Regions from separate parts of the Mus musculus genome. Here region 2 is linked to region 1. The links are chromatin loops, found by intact Hi-C in ENCODE. Cell type or tissue: gastrocnemius. All regions are shown on one strand.

Region 1 (8,000 bases):
CAGCATCCAGGCAGGCATGGTTCAGGAAGAACTGAGAGTTCTACATCTTCATCTGAAGGCTGCTGGCAGAATACTGACTTCCAGGCAGCTAGGATGAGGGTCTTATAGCCCACACCTACAGTGACACACCTACTCCCACAAGGCCATACCTACTCCAACAGGGCCACACCTCCAAATAGTACCACTCCCTGGCACTCCTGTATTCAAACCATCACATTACCCCTAGTGTGCTGCTGAGTAACATGTGGAATTGATGGGCCGAATGAGAAAACATGAGGGTTTGGGACAATGCTAAGGTGCAAGAGGTCTGAGGAGTTGATCTTTTCCTCTGTGTCTGTGACCCACATGGAACATCTCTTGTTTGAGAAGTTGGTGAGAGAGGAGTGGAGCCAGGTGAAGATGACTGGCAGAGCTTTTGTGACCAAATGTCCTGGGTGGTGATGGCGGGTTGGTATGCTTGTTGGCTCTGTTAGCAGAAGGGCCAATCTGATGCCTTAATGAACTCCTGATTTAGCTCTAAATTGTCAACCAGCCCCAAGATCAAGAATATCACTTTCCCAGAAATCAAATTCCAAAGTGATAAACTCAGCTGTGAAGGAAATACTGAGCCTTGCTCTGTGCCAAGGGTGGTTCCATGGCCTTTCCATCTGGGGCTAAGATTTTGTGAATGAAACTAGTTAGGTCTATTCAATATTGGGACACAATCCCAAGATCTGTCCTCTATGCATTTGAAATTTGAAATTTAAATATAACTAGGGATCTTTTATTTTATTTGGAAACTATTTCCATATCAATTTGTCTAATTTTAAGCATTTAGTGTGTGTGTGTGTGTGTGTGTGTGTGTGTGTGTGTGTGTGTGTGTGTATTTGTGCAGAGTGCTTTTGGAGGCCAAAGGAAGGCATCAGATTCATTGGAGCTGAAGTTACAGGCAGTTGTAAACTTTTAGACAGGAGTTCTGGGAACTGAACTCAGGTCCTCTGGAAGAGTGGCAAACACTCTTAACAGAGCTCCACTCAACCTGTTTTATTTTCATAGAAACTCTGTAAGCTAGATAAGGTGATCGAGACACCAAGACACAAGGTTACTTGTTTAAGGTCACATACCTGGTAAGAAGAAATTATGGTCCAATGTGGTGACCCTTGAGTCTAAGGCTCTTACAGTCCCCAAGCCAGGAGTTTGCCCATATTCTATATAATATAATCCTGTATTCTGTATTCAATAACATATTGCCAGAATCAAGCTCTCAGGATCTTTCCCTTCTCTTAGGAGCTTCAAGTGGGAGAAGGGTTGGTATTTGCACTACACAAAGCTTGACAAACTTCTCCTGAGTGCCCTCTGGCAATGTACCCTACACTCGTTTCCAGTCTAGAGTAAAGAAAAGAAAACAGTCTGTATTCCTCAGGAGTGGTCCGACAATACAGCTTGGCAGAAAGCTACAAGTTCCCAGTCTGTTCAACCATTCTGTAAGCCAATTAGTGAAAGAACACTTCTATTTTATGACATATATTTTAAATACAATGACAGGAGAGAGAGAGAAGATCTTTCTAGAATGTCTCCCAGGATATTAGAGGGATTTTCTCCTGTTGACCTCAATCCTTTTGGGTTGTGAGCAGCTTGAGAGTATGTATGTGTTCATGATTATATGTGTAGCACTTGTCAGTTCTGGCTTGGTTTTGCCTGCCAGGATAGTCACTCCTGCTCTGTGCCCTCTCTAAGTAAGGGTGCCTGTAGTCCCAGCAAGTCCCAGAAGGCAGAGAAAATGCCAGCCAGAAAGCAGTTCCCTCCAGTGTCTTGAAGGCTGCTAACCTTATAGATGTTGGCTTACAGGGAATGGGCCTTCCACCCCTTCCTCTGCATCCCATCTGCTAGCAGAAAGTATCTCAGATTTGCTTACATCATCTGTGTCTCCCCAGTCAAGGCATAGACCCACAGTGGGCATTCCAGAAATGTTTGCTGCATAAATGGATAGAGTAGCGGGTAGGGGTGTGTACGTGCTCACAAACTTCATGAGCACGAAGAGAATCTTGCCACTCCCAGCATAGCTGCCCTCTTACCTCAGAAAAGGTCTTTCCTCACAACACTTGTTTGTAAACTGGTGCAAGTCAGAGATAAAGCAGGCATTAAGACAGTCTGCAGACAATGACTAAGAGGAGCTACAGGGAGTATGGGGGATAGATGTGGGAGGAGAGAGAGAAATAAATGGTGATAGATTGGGGGACAGCATATGGATGAATGGATGGATAGTAGAGAAAGAAGTAAAGAGAGATGGATTGCTAGATTTATTGATGAAAGAGAAATAGAGGAATAGATGAATGGGCAGTGTACTGGCTAGTTTTGTGTCAACTTGACACAGCTGGGGTTATCACAGAGAAAGGAGCTTCAGTTGAGGAAAATGCCTCCATGAGATCCAACTCTAAGGCATTTTCTCAATTAGTGATCAAGGGGGAAAGGCCCTTTGTGGGTGGGACCATCTCTGGGCTGGTAGTCTTGGGTTCCATAAGAGAGCAGGCTGAGCAAGCCAGGGGAGGCAAGCCAGTAAAGAACATCCCTCCATGGCCTCTGCATCAGCTCCTGCTCCCTGGCCTGCTTGAGTTCCAGTCCTGACTTCCTTTGGTGATGAACAGCAGTATGGAAGTGTAAGCCGAATAAACCCTTTCCTCCCCAACTTGCTTCTTGGCCATGATCTTTGTGCAGGAATAGAAACCCTGACTAAGACAAATTGGTACCAGCATAGTGGGGTATTCCTGAGACAACCTGACCATGTTTTGGGGAGGACTGTGGAAGGACTTTGGAACTTTGGTCTTGAAGATCCATTCATTGTTAAGAGCTCTGTGGGATGTTGTGTAGGAGCTTGGAAGATAATGTTGATAACAGTGCAGAAGATGGAGGCCTGGCTTGTGAAATTTCAGAGGGAAAATTAAAGACTCTTTTCAGGGCCATTGCTGTTTTGATTGTGAAGATTCTGTAGTTCTGGTTAGCTGGGGCTGAAGAATCAGCTGTGATTAACAAGATACCAGAACTACCAAAGCAAAAACTGCATTACTGGAACTATTGATGCTGGTTAGCTGGAGCTAAGAAATTAGCGGTGATTAAGAAGAGACCAGCATCATTGAGGTGAAATCTTCTGGGAAGTGTTTTCTGAGAGCACAGTGGCTGTGTTCCAGATATAGCCAAAGTTGTACCTTGTGCTGTGGCTGGACTTGGTAATGTGTAAGGGTCACGCAGGTGGTACTGGTTTTGAAGGCATGAAGGAGTTGAGCAGAGCAGCTGAGGCTTGGCACTGTGAGAGGCCATGGAAGGCCATTGGTGAAAGTCCAGCCTCAGTTGCAATTGATGGCCCAGGACTGAAGGGGTCATGCAGTGTTTTGGAGATGCCAGTACCATGAGATGACCACCAAGAGCAGCAGCAGCAGTGGAGTCCAGGCATCTGGAGCCTAGAGAATGACGTGTGTGCTACAAAGGGCATGGCTGGAGAAGTGACCCAAGCCCTTGGAGGAGCCCAGAAGATTGTGAGTTGGATCCCAGACATTGGATGGTTAGAGATTGACTTTTGCTTTTGATTGTGACTATGCTCTGATATTTTCCCTCTTGAAGGAAGAAACTATTTTAGTGGAGCCCACAGTTAAGAGATTTTTAATTGTAAAAAGACTTTGGATTTTAGAAGATATTGGACATTTTAAAGGGATTGACTTTTAATATGTAAAGACTGTGGGACTTTTAAAGTTGTTTAGATCTTGGGGATGAATAAGAAATTAAGGGTTGAGGCTTACTAGTGATGTGCTTGTGTGTCAAGTTGACAAGGGGTCAATTGTACTGGCTAGTTTTGTGTCAACTTGACACAGCTGGGGTTATCACAGAGAAAGGAGCTTCAGTTGAGGAAAATGCCTCCATGAGATCCAACTCTAAGGCATTTTCTCAATTAGTGATCAAGGGGGAAAGGCCCTTTGTGGGTGGGACCATCTCTGGGCTGGTAGTCTTGGGTTCCATAAGAGAGCAGGCTGAGCAAGCCAGGGGAGGCAAGCCAGTAAAGAACATCCCTCCATGGCCTCTGCATCAGCTCCTGCTCCCTGGCCTGCTTGAGTTCCAGTCCTGACTTCCTTTGGTGATGAACAGCAGTATGGAAGTGTAAGCCGAATAAACCCTTTCCTCCCCAACTTGCTTCTTGGCCATGATCTTTGTGCAGGAATAGAAACCCTGACTAAGACAGGCAGAATGGGAGAGATTAATGGATAAATGGATGGTTAATTGGTGAGTAGATAGGGAGACAGAAAGGGATGAACAGGCAGATAAATGGATAAGAGATGTATGAATGGATAAATCAATGGATATCCAGGGAAAGAGTTTATGGATGAATTTACTGATGGATAAAGAAGATGTTTAGAGAGAGGGTTGGATGAATGTGAGGGAGAGACAGGGATATGGATAAATAGGTGGGCAGGGGAAGAGACATGAACGAACACAAGCATTTATGTAGATCCATAGAGATGGGTGGATGAGAACAGACACAAATAAATGCATGCATTGGTGGATAGATGTATGAATGGCTACACGGAGAGATAAAGCGATGGCTAAGGAGGGCTTGGGCAGGAAGGTACACAAGTGGATGTTCAGAGTGTGTGATGTGTGAAGTAAAGGCCAGGAGAGAGGACAAGAGGTGGAGAAAGAAGTTAACTCAGTTTTTTCTCTCTTTCTGTAAAATTTAGTTTTATGTGTACAGGTGTCCAGTCTCAAGATTCATTCTCTTTTTCTGTCCTTGGAGAGGTGAAATGAATGAAGCTCTGGAACAGGCCTTTAAGCCAGCACTTCTCAAAGCCAGTCCTAGAGGGGTCACAGCTCCACAGGGTGTGAGGACAAACAGCTTAGCCTAGTGCCAACCATAGGCCACTAGAGGGAGGAAGTGCTCATTTTATCTCGTAGGGGCACTCACAGCCATCAGCTCCGAATTTTTATGCTTTCAGGTTTCTCTAGCTGAATTTTCTTGTTGATTGATTTGGAAAGTAGTCAGAGTGTCAATGAATTAAAATAAAGTCTCCCTTTCAGCACCAGTGCATGCTGGGAGTTTGTGAAAACTCCACCACAGGCATGGTAAAAAACTGTGATAGAACTGTGGGTAGAAAAATGAATTTCAGCCTTCCCATGGCAAGAGTCACACGTGAGCAAGAACAAGAGAGTCAGAGAGATTCCAAAGCTCAATGTCTTGTACTCCAGTAAGGCAGGCCAGGCTGAACCACCTGAGAGGCCACAGCAGAAGTGTTTGGGTCCATAGGCCTGAATGAGTGGAACAGGCCAGGCTAGAATCCTTTGGACCACAGTTCCTATGCAGAAACATGAACCTGGGATTTCTTATTACTCAGTTGTAAGAAAATGAGTGGGAGCCAAGCACTTGGTTCTTGTTGATTGCTTTGGAAAGTAGTCAGAGTGTCAATGAATTAAAATAAAATCTTTTTCAGCACCAATGTATGCTGGGAATTTGTTAAAGCTCCACCACGGGCTCTAAGAAGTGCTGGTTTAAAGGGCTGTTCCAAAAGCAGGAAACAAGGGGCTGGGGAGATGGCTCAGCAGTTAAGAGCATGGCTTTGATTCCTGGCACCCACATGGCAGCACATACCCCCACATGTAGGGAGAAAGGCGGGGAGGGATGGGGAGAGACAGAGAGGGAGAGGGAGAGGGAGAGGGAAACTGAGTTAGTCAGTATGTTCATTAATTCATCTGTAGCCATGTCACACTCTACACTCACAGCAAATATCACACTTTGAATATATGTGATTTCCATTTCTGAGTTATATCTTAATGAAGCTGAAACAGACAAACCAACATACAGAGTTGGTGACCTGTGACAATGGCCTTGGGAGTCACACTGTTGGAAATGCCGCAGTTCCAGGCCCTGCATGTCCCCAACTCAGCCCAGGCCTAACTCCATTTGTGTTTTGCTCGAAACCACCAGGACTCTCCCTCTGCAGGACCATTTCCCAGCCCTCCCACAATCGTCCTGACGGGGGATGCCAGTTCACCTGAAGGAGAGACTGACAAAAACCTAGTCAACAGGTATGCAGCCCAGGCGGACGAGCAATGCTTTGTGGGGATCAAATAGCTGCATTTCTAGAAACACTTTCTTCTTTCTTTTTCTCTGAATCACTTTATCGATGAAGATGCTGTCAAAGAGGGCTGGGGATATGGCTTAGTTTGTAGAGTACTTCTTGCTAAGTTTGTGTTAGGTCTTGGGTTTGATTCTCAGTATCACCTAACCTGGGCATGGTGGGGGCACACCTGTAACCCCAGAAATCATGAGGAAGCAAGAGGATCAGAAGTGCAAGGTCATCCTTGGTTATATGAGGGGTTCAAATCCACCCTGGGATACAAGAAACTTTATCTCAAAAATAAAAGTCCACATTATCAAGCAGTTTTTCAAAATGGGAAAGAGAACCTAGGATTTTTTCACCATTATCTTCTTTCCCAAAATGTTGTTCTTACTCTTGGATTTGGCCCTGTACACACTGCTAGATTTTAAGAAAATCAAAGACATCATAGCATGAAAACCTTCCATAATATCAGCCCAGGAATTCCCACAGAAGCCTGGAAGGTGTGGATCTTTAACTATAGGATCCTGTTGTGGCCAAAGCAGGTCCCTCATGGAACCTTTGGGAGGGACAGTGCATCACCATCACAGGGATGTCACTGCCCCTGTTCCCCTCACCAGGGGTCCGTGAATTGATCTAGCTGGAATAAGGTTGTCTAGATATCACTTTTAATAAGTTTAAAAGATAATCCTCGGGGCTGGGGATACAGGTCAGTGGGAAGGTGCTTGCCTAGCAAGTGCAACAAGGCCTGGGGTTGACAGGCAACACCACATGTAAGAGGGTAATTATCATAGGACAGAGTGAGCATCTTCATCTGTTAATTAAGAGCAGAGTGAATACCAAGGAGGATATAAGAAATGAATATACTTGCATAATCAATGTGAGAGGGGGTGGAAAAAGCCAAATAAAAGGGTTAAGTCAGACATAAGGCAGCTTCATGGGGCTGGAGAGTTGACTCAGTAGTCAAGAGCACACACTGCTCTTGCAGAGGACCTGAGACTGGTTCTCACTACCCAAATCAGGTGACTCCCAAGCACCTGTAACTCCAGTCCCAGGAGAACCTGATGCCTCTCGCCTCCATATGCATCTGCACACACAGGCACACACATATATAATTAAAATACGTCGTTAAAAGGAGCTCCGTGTTTTGCAGGGCAGTGAAACTGTGCTTTTATTTTCTCTTTCAAAAACAGATTATCTGTGTCTCTACCAGACCCCCCATGTATGTTTGGTAAGGCTCCCACAAGATAGCTCTAAAGTCCGGGTCCTTATAGAGAGTAACTCCTGTAGTAAGTAAGGTTCCATCCCTTGAGAGTGGGCTTGGATAGCTTGAGTGGGCAGCAGAATGGCGTAGTGACTTGTTGAGCCATTAGTCCTCCCAGGGGCTCTGATGTGGGAGACTGGGGTACAGCCTGGGAATTCAACCATCTAACATGCTCCCAAGGTGACAGTCAGAGGACCCTTGTGTGTGCCATAGATGATGCTCTGGGGTGACCCTGAGAGTCTGTACAGTCATCTCATTTGTCCATCTCTGAGTAGATTTCCTAACAGGATGACCATGGTCTGTCTTTCAGGGCTCCCAGCCCTCACCGGAGGCTTTCCCACCGACACCTGAAGGTCTCCACTGCTTCGCTGACTTCTGTGGGTAAGGGCTGGGTCAATATGAACATGTGCTTGAGCAGCAAGCATGAGTTGGCTCCTTTCTCTCTCCCCAAGTCCAAATAATAGAGGAGATCAGCCTCTCCATGTTTGGGTTCAGAAGAAATGATGTCTAGTTTCAGTGTCAGAAAGAAGAGGAGGATGAAGTCAGAGCAGACAGAAATGATGCTCAGTGATCAGCTGAGTGATGTTCAGCACTGGGCTCAAAGACCAGAGTCCTACGGCTGTATGGGCACAGCCAGGGAGTGTGCCCAGCCAGGAGGG
Region 2 (8,000 bases), 110 kb after region 1:
TTTTGTTTTTTGTTTTTTATGCCCCTTGCCCCCATAATTCTCTATATGTGTGTGAAGGAACCAAATTCTCAACTGTGGAATCTGGAGGGATATTAGGTCAGCTATTTAAAGTCTTACAAGATAATAGACTATCTAGGAGACTTTATAGTGACATTCAGTAAGCTACATGTATCTAAATATAAATGCTTTAATTTATGTGCACACTCATGAAAGCTGTCACAACATGAAGAGCAAACCCATCAGTCCCAGAATCACCTGAAGCCTGGTTCTTAGGCAGCAATTAATTGCTTTCATTTGCCAACAATACTTTGGATTTGCTAGACTTTAAAGCAGCACCACACAGAGTGTTCTCTCTGTTGTCTAGCATCTTTCAATCAGTGCGATCAGCTGGAGATTTAACCATGTCTTAAGTGCAGATAATTGCCAGATAAAGGCTTCTCTGTTTGTGGACAAGTAGTTTTATGGACATCTATTTTGACTTTTTCTTGGGTGGCTACCTCTGATGACCAGGTCATATAGCAGGTGTTTCTCAAAAAATGCCAGCTCACTTCCAAAAGAAGTCATACTTTTTTAAAAGGTTGTTTGTTTGATTATTTGTTTGTTTATTTGTTTGTTTGTTTGTTGAGACAAGATCTAGCAGTGTAGAGACCATGAAGGTCTCAACTGGATCTTGTGACAATCCTCCTGCCTCAGCCTCTCAAATTTGGGATTATAGATGTGTGCCACCATGCTTGGCTCCTTCTCATCTTTTTTTTTTTGTGCCCTCTCCAATACCACATAGGAGTCCACTGCCTTTGCCTATGCTAGCCAGCCTTGTACTCAGGCATGGGCAGTGTCTCTGTGGCTCTCCCTTACATCCACTACTGGCTGCCAAGTTGTCATCTGTGCATCTTAAATGATAGTCTAGTCAAGTCTCTGCCCATTTTATTATTTCACTGTACACTTGTTCTCTCCTTCTATGGCCTGTCTTCTTTCTCTGGAGAATGTCTCTGAAGGAGAGGTTTTTGTTTCAGTGAGGCTAAAGTTCAGTTTCTGGCAGTGACCCTTTCTGTACAATCTTTTCCTGCTCCAAGAGCACAGGAGTTATATCTTCTACAAGTTTAGAGTTTCGCATTTAAGCCTCTACTCCAGTTCTATATATAACTTGCTGAAATATCACCTTTACTAACCTTTGAACCTTTTTTGAAATCACTTGTTCAAGTACACGTCAGTTCTTGACTCTTCCGTCCACTGACCTAAGTCTGTTTCACTCTAGTCTCACCCTGTCCTGGTTCCTGCTGCCCTACAAGTCTCCCTGTCTAGAGTCATGTGCACTGATCCATATGTTTTAATAGGGAGTTTAGAATCAGTGTTATCAGGCTTCACAAAGGAGCCTGCAGAGACATTGATTGGTTCCGTATTGACTACATCGGTTTGGGACAGTTGGTTTCTTAATGTTAAGCCTCTGATTTCTACAGGCAGTTTTCTGGTTTTCAGTGTTGCAGATCTCGGGCGAAGGTGGTTTTGAATATTTCACAGTTTTGTGCTGTTCTAAATAGTTTTTGTTTGTTGCTAGTACATAAGAAGACAAATAGTTTTATATCCACCTTTATCCTGAAGTCTTATGAAATCCACTTACTTTTTGGTAGCCTTCTGAAGATTCTATTGAACATCTTGAAGATTCTATTAAACATCTGAACATTATTTTCCAAAAATACTTTTTCTATTACAAAATTCTAGGCCAAAAGCTTTTCCCTCCAGGCTTCAGTGTTGAGCCCCACTTCGTCTTGTTTTGTAGGAGCCGCTGTCTCCGTATCCTTCTCCTCTGGGGCAGTGTGCTATCTTGTCTCTCGGGGTTGTTGTAAGGTCTTTATCTTTCTGCTGCTTTTAGGCAGTGTGAGTAACAGATGCCTTGTCACAGTCCACCCAGGTTTCTTGTGCTTGGAGTTTGTTGATATAGTAGGGCGATGGTACTGTTGATATTGGAAAAATTTCAGCCATTGTTTTCTCCAATCTTGTCTGTCTGCTTTTTTCCTTTGGCTTCTATTACCACGCATTGACCCTGAACTTGTCCTCTGTCTCAGCCGTTGCTCTGTGGTTGCACTCTCCAGTGTCTTGGTGTGTTTACCTCATGTGTTAGCCTCCGTTCCTGTGTTCGGTGGATAGTACAGTGACTGCGCTTACTTCATTTGTCTGCTAGTTCTACTGTCTTGTCAGTTCTGCATTGCTCTTATTGCTTTCCTCTTCATCTTGTCTTACAGCGTTTTTCTGCTGCTCATCTGCCTTCCAGATAGGAATTTTACCTATCTAGGTAGTAAATATTTTTTTAATACTGTAAATAATCAAGCTTTGTTTTAAAATACGGTTTTCTTACTTAGAAGGACTGTTTGGGGGTCCTTTTACAGTTTGTTAGGAGACCCAGAGCAAAGTTTAGTTTCCTGTTACTCATTTCCCACTGATGAGACAAACTCCTTCAAGGTGCTGTACTTCGTGCCTCTAGAGTTGGAAGCACACTGATGCCCTCTGTGGCCTTTGTATGCATCTCTCGGAGCTTCAGCCTCCTGGCATCTGCCCACACTGGCTGGCTCTAGTGCTCAGTGAAGGGCCTGCTGTCTCTTGGCGCTTCTCTCTGTTGCTCTGTGCTGTGCAGAGTTCTGCCCTCTGAACTCTAGCCACCTTGGCCTCAGCAGTTTCTTCAACAGCCAGCCAGGCCTCCGAGGTCCCCTACTTCTTTTTCCGAGTCCTGGAAACTCACAGCTGACTTGCACCCACGGGCTCACTTTGCTTCTCACCCCTGGGAGTCACACCATGTCTGATGTCCAGTGCTTTATATCAGCCCCACCTAACACCACTCTTCTGGACATTGTGTCCTGTGTTAGTTGTTTTTAGTGGGAAGATAAACCTGGTTCCTGTTGGTCAGAAGCAGAATTTGACTGCTTTCAAATTGTGATGTTTTATGTACAGAAAAGCCCATCTTGGAAACCATCCCTGGGGAACCCCAAATCAACCAAATAATGTCTGCCAACTCTAAATTTCACATCTAGTTTTTGGAATAAGTTTCTTGTTTTTGTACAAAAGCCAAAGCACAGTTGATACGCTGGTTGTTTAGCCCTAGATTTCAGTGAGCGACGAGAAAACAGCATTGCCTTTTCCTTTTGTAGTGTGTTTCTAGCTCAAACGTGGTGTTTAAGCTTCCGAAATAGTATTGATGAGAGAAATCCCCTTGCAAAATCTCTTAAGAAATCATGTGTGTGTCTGTGTCAGAAGTTACTCTGCATTTGTGTCACTTCCAGTCTTAAACTCAGATGTTCCATCCCTATACAGTTTCCTTAAATCTTCTTGGTTTTGAACCAAAGGACATTTTATCAGACTTTTGATTTTAATAACGTGTCAAAATTCTTTTCTCTTGTTGAATGTGGTGGCACACACCTTTAATTCCAGCACTTGAAGAGGCAGAGTCAGACAGAGCTCTGTGAGTTCAAAGCCAGCCTGGTCTATATAGCAAGTTCTATGGGCTGCTTAGAGACCCTACCTTTAAAAAATGACCTTAATTACTCAGAATAATAATTAGTAATACCTTTCTGCTAAATGTGCAGTGGTTTCCACTTAAATTAAAAATAAATGTTTAAACGTTGCACATTTTACCCTAACTCTCCCACTGGTGAGAGGGAGCTTCCCTTAGGACACATAAGGAATTCTTATTGAGGAAAACTTATTTGGGTGCAGAAGTAAGAACTGAAGATTTTAGCTGGTGGTAGCAAACAAGGTGAAGGAACTAGGTATCTTTCTACCAGAGATGAGTTAGATACTCTGCAGCAGGTGTATGGGAGCATGCCACAGTCCCAGCCCTGAGCAGGCTGGAGCAGGAGGATGGCAAGCCACCGAGAAGAGAAAAGAAAGACTACGCTTACATACACTGGTACACAGTGGTTTCTAAGACGTGGGTACAAGGTCAGCGAGAACGTACTCACTTGCTCGTTTCCCACACATTGACAACTTCAGTCATTCCTGGTGAAATACGTAGGCAACCAGTTGATCCTGGAAGAGAGAATTAAAGGTTGGAGTGAAGAGAAAGATTAATTTTTCATTGCACATTTCTATGTTGTTTGCATTTTTAAAGCCATGTACTTTTCAAAAAACCTGATTTTTTAGAAAAAGAAAAAAAGGAAAAACTTGTTTTGCTTGGACTTCCCTGACAGGAGTGATCGACACAGGAACTGCCCCATTTGTCGCCTACAGATGACTGGAGCAAATGAATCATGGGTGGTGTCAGATGCACCCACTGAAGATGACATGGCTAACTATATTCTTAACATGGCTGATGAGGCAGGCCAGCCCCACAGGCCATGACTTGGGGAAGACTTTCTGTTGTTATTCTGAACTACAAATACACTGTTGTCGTAGAGGAGAAGGGGGGGATATTGTGGCACACACAGAAATATCAGTTTTCCCACCCTCTTATTTTTGCTATTCTGGTATGTCCCGTTCTTAAATAAACTCCCATGTCTTCCATGTATGGTGGGCTACAGTTTGCTACTGTTTAGCCATATTTCCCACAGTCCACCTATTCTATGTTGCTCTTGAGCCCTTTGCTACAGATAGCAGCAATACTTGACACTACTGCTTTTCAGGGAGGGAGGGACTGTTCTGGCATCTTTTTAGTAGGTTTAAGTTTTAGAGTGTTGACAGTTGTAGCCATCTGAGATAAATGACTGAAACTAATGTCTCAGTTGGAACCTGAGGTGTGTGTGCTCTGCCCCCTTGTGGTTCATTATGGATCCTTCAGTACTGTGGCCCAATTGCTTCCTGATGTTATGTCACTTTTGGCCTTGGGTTCTGGAACTACTTATTCTTTATGTTGCCATGATGCAGCACACGGATTAGGACTGTCTGGTTGGAACTTTGTCTCGAAAATGGACTGTACCGGAGGGATCTTCATGGCTGCTTTAGAAAGGCATCCCCGGACCTGGATAGGTGCCCGTTGGATTTTTTCATAATGCCCATGAAGCTTGAGTTTTCAGAAGGATTTTTTTCTTTTATAGAAACACACATTTTATATTTCCAGATTCCACAGAGGCATCCAGTCCTGAGCCAGACAGCGTTTATTTTAGGTAAAGACGCCTTTCTGAGGCTTCGGTTTCCTCAAATTTCTCAGATTAAAAGAAGAGGACGATCAGGTAAACCTCCTCACCAAGCAGTTGTAAAACCCTAAACTCCAGACCTTGATTGGCTTTCTTCCCATTTCTCTGCACTATTCAGGCATCTAGAGAGAGAACCGTGACAGGAGTGCGGCCTCAGTGACAGCCACAGTGGCTTATGGAGGAAGAACGTTAATGCTAACAGTGCAGCCTATAAAAGTGCTAGTGCATGAAATAAGTCCCCTGTAAGAAATGTTAGCGTTCCATAGAAGTCTTCTCACAGATTTTTGGCAAGTTTCAACTGTCCCTGTTTTCCTAAGTATAGATGTACACAATTGAAGTTACTGCTTATTGATTTTTGATTCAGATTTTAATGAATATTTAAATAAAATCCCTTTCAAAGAAAAAGATCTGACTTGATTCAGATTTTAATGAATATTCAAATAAAATCCCTCTCGGGGGAAAAAAAGGTCTGACTTGATTCTGCCCCCAAATACTGAAGACATCAATAGTCCATTCACTGTAAGGACAGGGCAGTGACACCAAATGGCTAAGCAGTCTGCCGAGCATGCGGGCAAGCACAGTGCTGTTGTCTGTCATACCTTAGCTGAGATGGTTTCACAACCCCGAGAAAGTCTTACTCTGTTGTAGGTTCTTATTGAGAAACTCAGATTGTATTTGTGGTTTTCAAACATTAGCATTTCAAGTAAGTTCTGAGAGCCTATTCACACTGAGTGCACACACACACATGCTACCCCGTTATAGAGAAGCTACATATTATTAATACAAGTTTCCTTACACAAACCTTAGTGTGATCGAGTTTAAGTCAGTATATGAAAATGTGAAAATGTATTGGTGATACAGTTACATTAGAATTTGTAAATGAAAAAACCTCTGTTTTGTAAAAATAATAACAATTCAGGGCTAGAGGTGTAACTCAGTTGGTAGAGTGCTTACCTAATATATATAAAGCCTGGGTTCCATCCCAGCACTGCGTAAAAACAGTGATGCTGGTGCACCCCTCCTACCCCAGCACTTGAGAGGAGGAAGCAGGAAGACCAGAAGGCCCAGGTCATCCTCCATCACAGAGTGAGTTCAAGGATAGCCTGGGCTACATTGAAATGCTGTTTCAAAAACAATTGGGATGGCTAGGCTAGAGAGCTAACTCAGTGGTTAAGAGCACTTACTGTTCTTGCAGAGGACCAGAGTTTAATCCCCAGCACCCACATTAGTGGTTTACAACCACCTGTATCTCTCCAAGGGCTCCAACACCCTCATCTGACCACCTAGGGCACCCACATGCATGTTACACACAGAGAGACACACTAGCAAAACAACTTTAAAACATTTTAAAATTCATATTCTGTCATATTCTGTCAACTTTCAAGTGCTCCATAGAACACATTCTCTAAGCCTTGGAATGAGTGATCTTCTGAGATGCTTTCTAGCCCTAAAATTGTCCTTTTGGATTTTGACTTGCTGGGTTTAATTCAAATTGTCTAATCTTAAAGTGTTTCAGAAATTAATAACATAGCTTTAGGGGTTGGGGATATTTCCAGCAATAGCCAATACCTCTATTCCCCAGAATCCTTCATTTTTGAAAGAATAGAAAGTGAGTCCAGTGACTTGATCTTGCCCACTGCCCTTTATTTAAAGTGTGATCTCTGGGATACTAACTGGTCTACTGTGAAGCGTCAGTGTCTCCAACTGCCTTATCAAGTAGTAAGCAGAGTTCTCTATGCATTCCATTGAACTGGGTGGTGACTCCAGATGTCAATAGTAGGTAGGGTTCACCATAGGATCTAATCATAAATTTGTCTCATGAGTAAAATGTATACTTTTTCTATTCTGTACAGCTTTGCCTTTATAAAATAAGAACTACATAAATACATTTACCATGGTAGGAAATTGTGTGCCTTCAGTGATGTGCAAATTGCCTCCTGCTTTAGGGAATTGTTGTAAATTGTATGTTAGTGCTGTGCTCACTCAGTAACAGCAGGTTGGCTCAAATGCTGGAAACGTTGGGTTTCAGAAAGAGTTTGACTATGTATTGATGTAAAGGCTGACAACAGCAAAGCCTGTTTTATTCTTAGGAAAAACTGATACAATGTGCAATAAGTAAACTTTGCAAGTGAACATTAGCTAACTAAAAACGTTTGCTTATGTAATTTCACATTCTTATATACTAAATATTTATATTTATTAGAGGACTGTTTTGTATTGTGCTCTGGGGGTTGTGTTGTTTGTGTGCTGTTTTGAGGTGATTTTCTTGTATTAATATACAACTGGGTAATAAGGCTGCTTGGAAACCTTTTTTTGGTTCCCTGATTTTTTAACACTGGGAAGTTGGATTCATTAAAAGATAGTCTGAATAACTTGCATCCGTAGGTGTTGGGAGTTTCCTTGCTTTGGGGAGAGGGTTCTCGACTGAAGCCTACTTTGTCTGTCGGCTCATCACCTGCATTTATGAGAAGCAACGTAACAGCAGTGTGAGCAGCTACTGTGACTTTGGTTAGCTTTTCTTTCCTAGTACCCGTTAGACAGAATAAAGGGTCCACACTGAGCTCTGCCAGTTCTGTGCTTTCCGTGTAAAAGAATGTCATTGGAGAAACAGAAGAGAGGAAGCAGAGGGAGGTGGCAGCTTCGAGTCAGGTTTGCTGGTGCCCGTCAACCATACTGTGGAGAAACCCGCATTACTATCAAAGCATAAGAGTCCTTCGGATACACTTTGCTAAATCCCCACTCTGTAGTCTCAGCTCTTCATCAGCTTCTGTTTTACAGAATGCGCCTTAAAGATGATCGCTCAGGAGCCGGAGGCTGTGGGTCTGTGGTGTGAGCCCCCTTTCCTGGTGAGACGGTTATTCTGACAAATCATGGTGCAGA

Evidence for each region. A loop is a pair of places that touch in the nucleus more often than their neighbours do. Peaks named below come from ENCODE experiments on the same cell type or tissue, not always from the same donor. Only the 100,000 strongest peaks of a DNase experiment are listed, where the experiment ranks them.
Region 2: it touches region 1 in a loop (8-fold over the local background); 37 of 42 quality-filtered maps call a loop at or near these places.

Annotation. Positions count from the first base shown.
Region 1 is chr7:110,927,523-110,935,522 of GRCm38, reverse strand. It overlaps Mrvi1 (MRV integration site 1), which reads left to right. Exons shown (of 21, transcript NM_194464.3): 3 at 5,945-6,045; 4 at 7,652-7,722. Among named protein-coding and RNA genes, the nearest start is that of Gm16336, 27 kb to the right of the region's middle. In gastrocnemius, a CTCF peak has its summit at 4,890 (motif pointing right); a DNase peak (open chromatin) is centred at 4,879; H3K27ac peaks cover 933 bases.
Region 2 is chr7:110,813,029-110,821,028 of GRCm38, reverse strand. It overlaps Rnf141 (ring finger protein 141), which reads left to right. Exons shown (of 6, transcript NM_025999.3): 6 at 4,179-4,494. The coding sequence ends at 4,329. Among named protein-coding and RNA genes, the nearest start is that of Rnf141, 27 kb to the left of the region's middle. In gastrocnemius, a CTCF peak has its summit at 4,755 (motif pointing left); DNase peaks (open chromatin) are centred at 2,573 and 4,749; H3K27ac peaks cover 2,024 bases.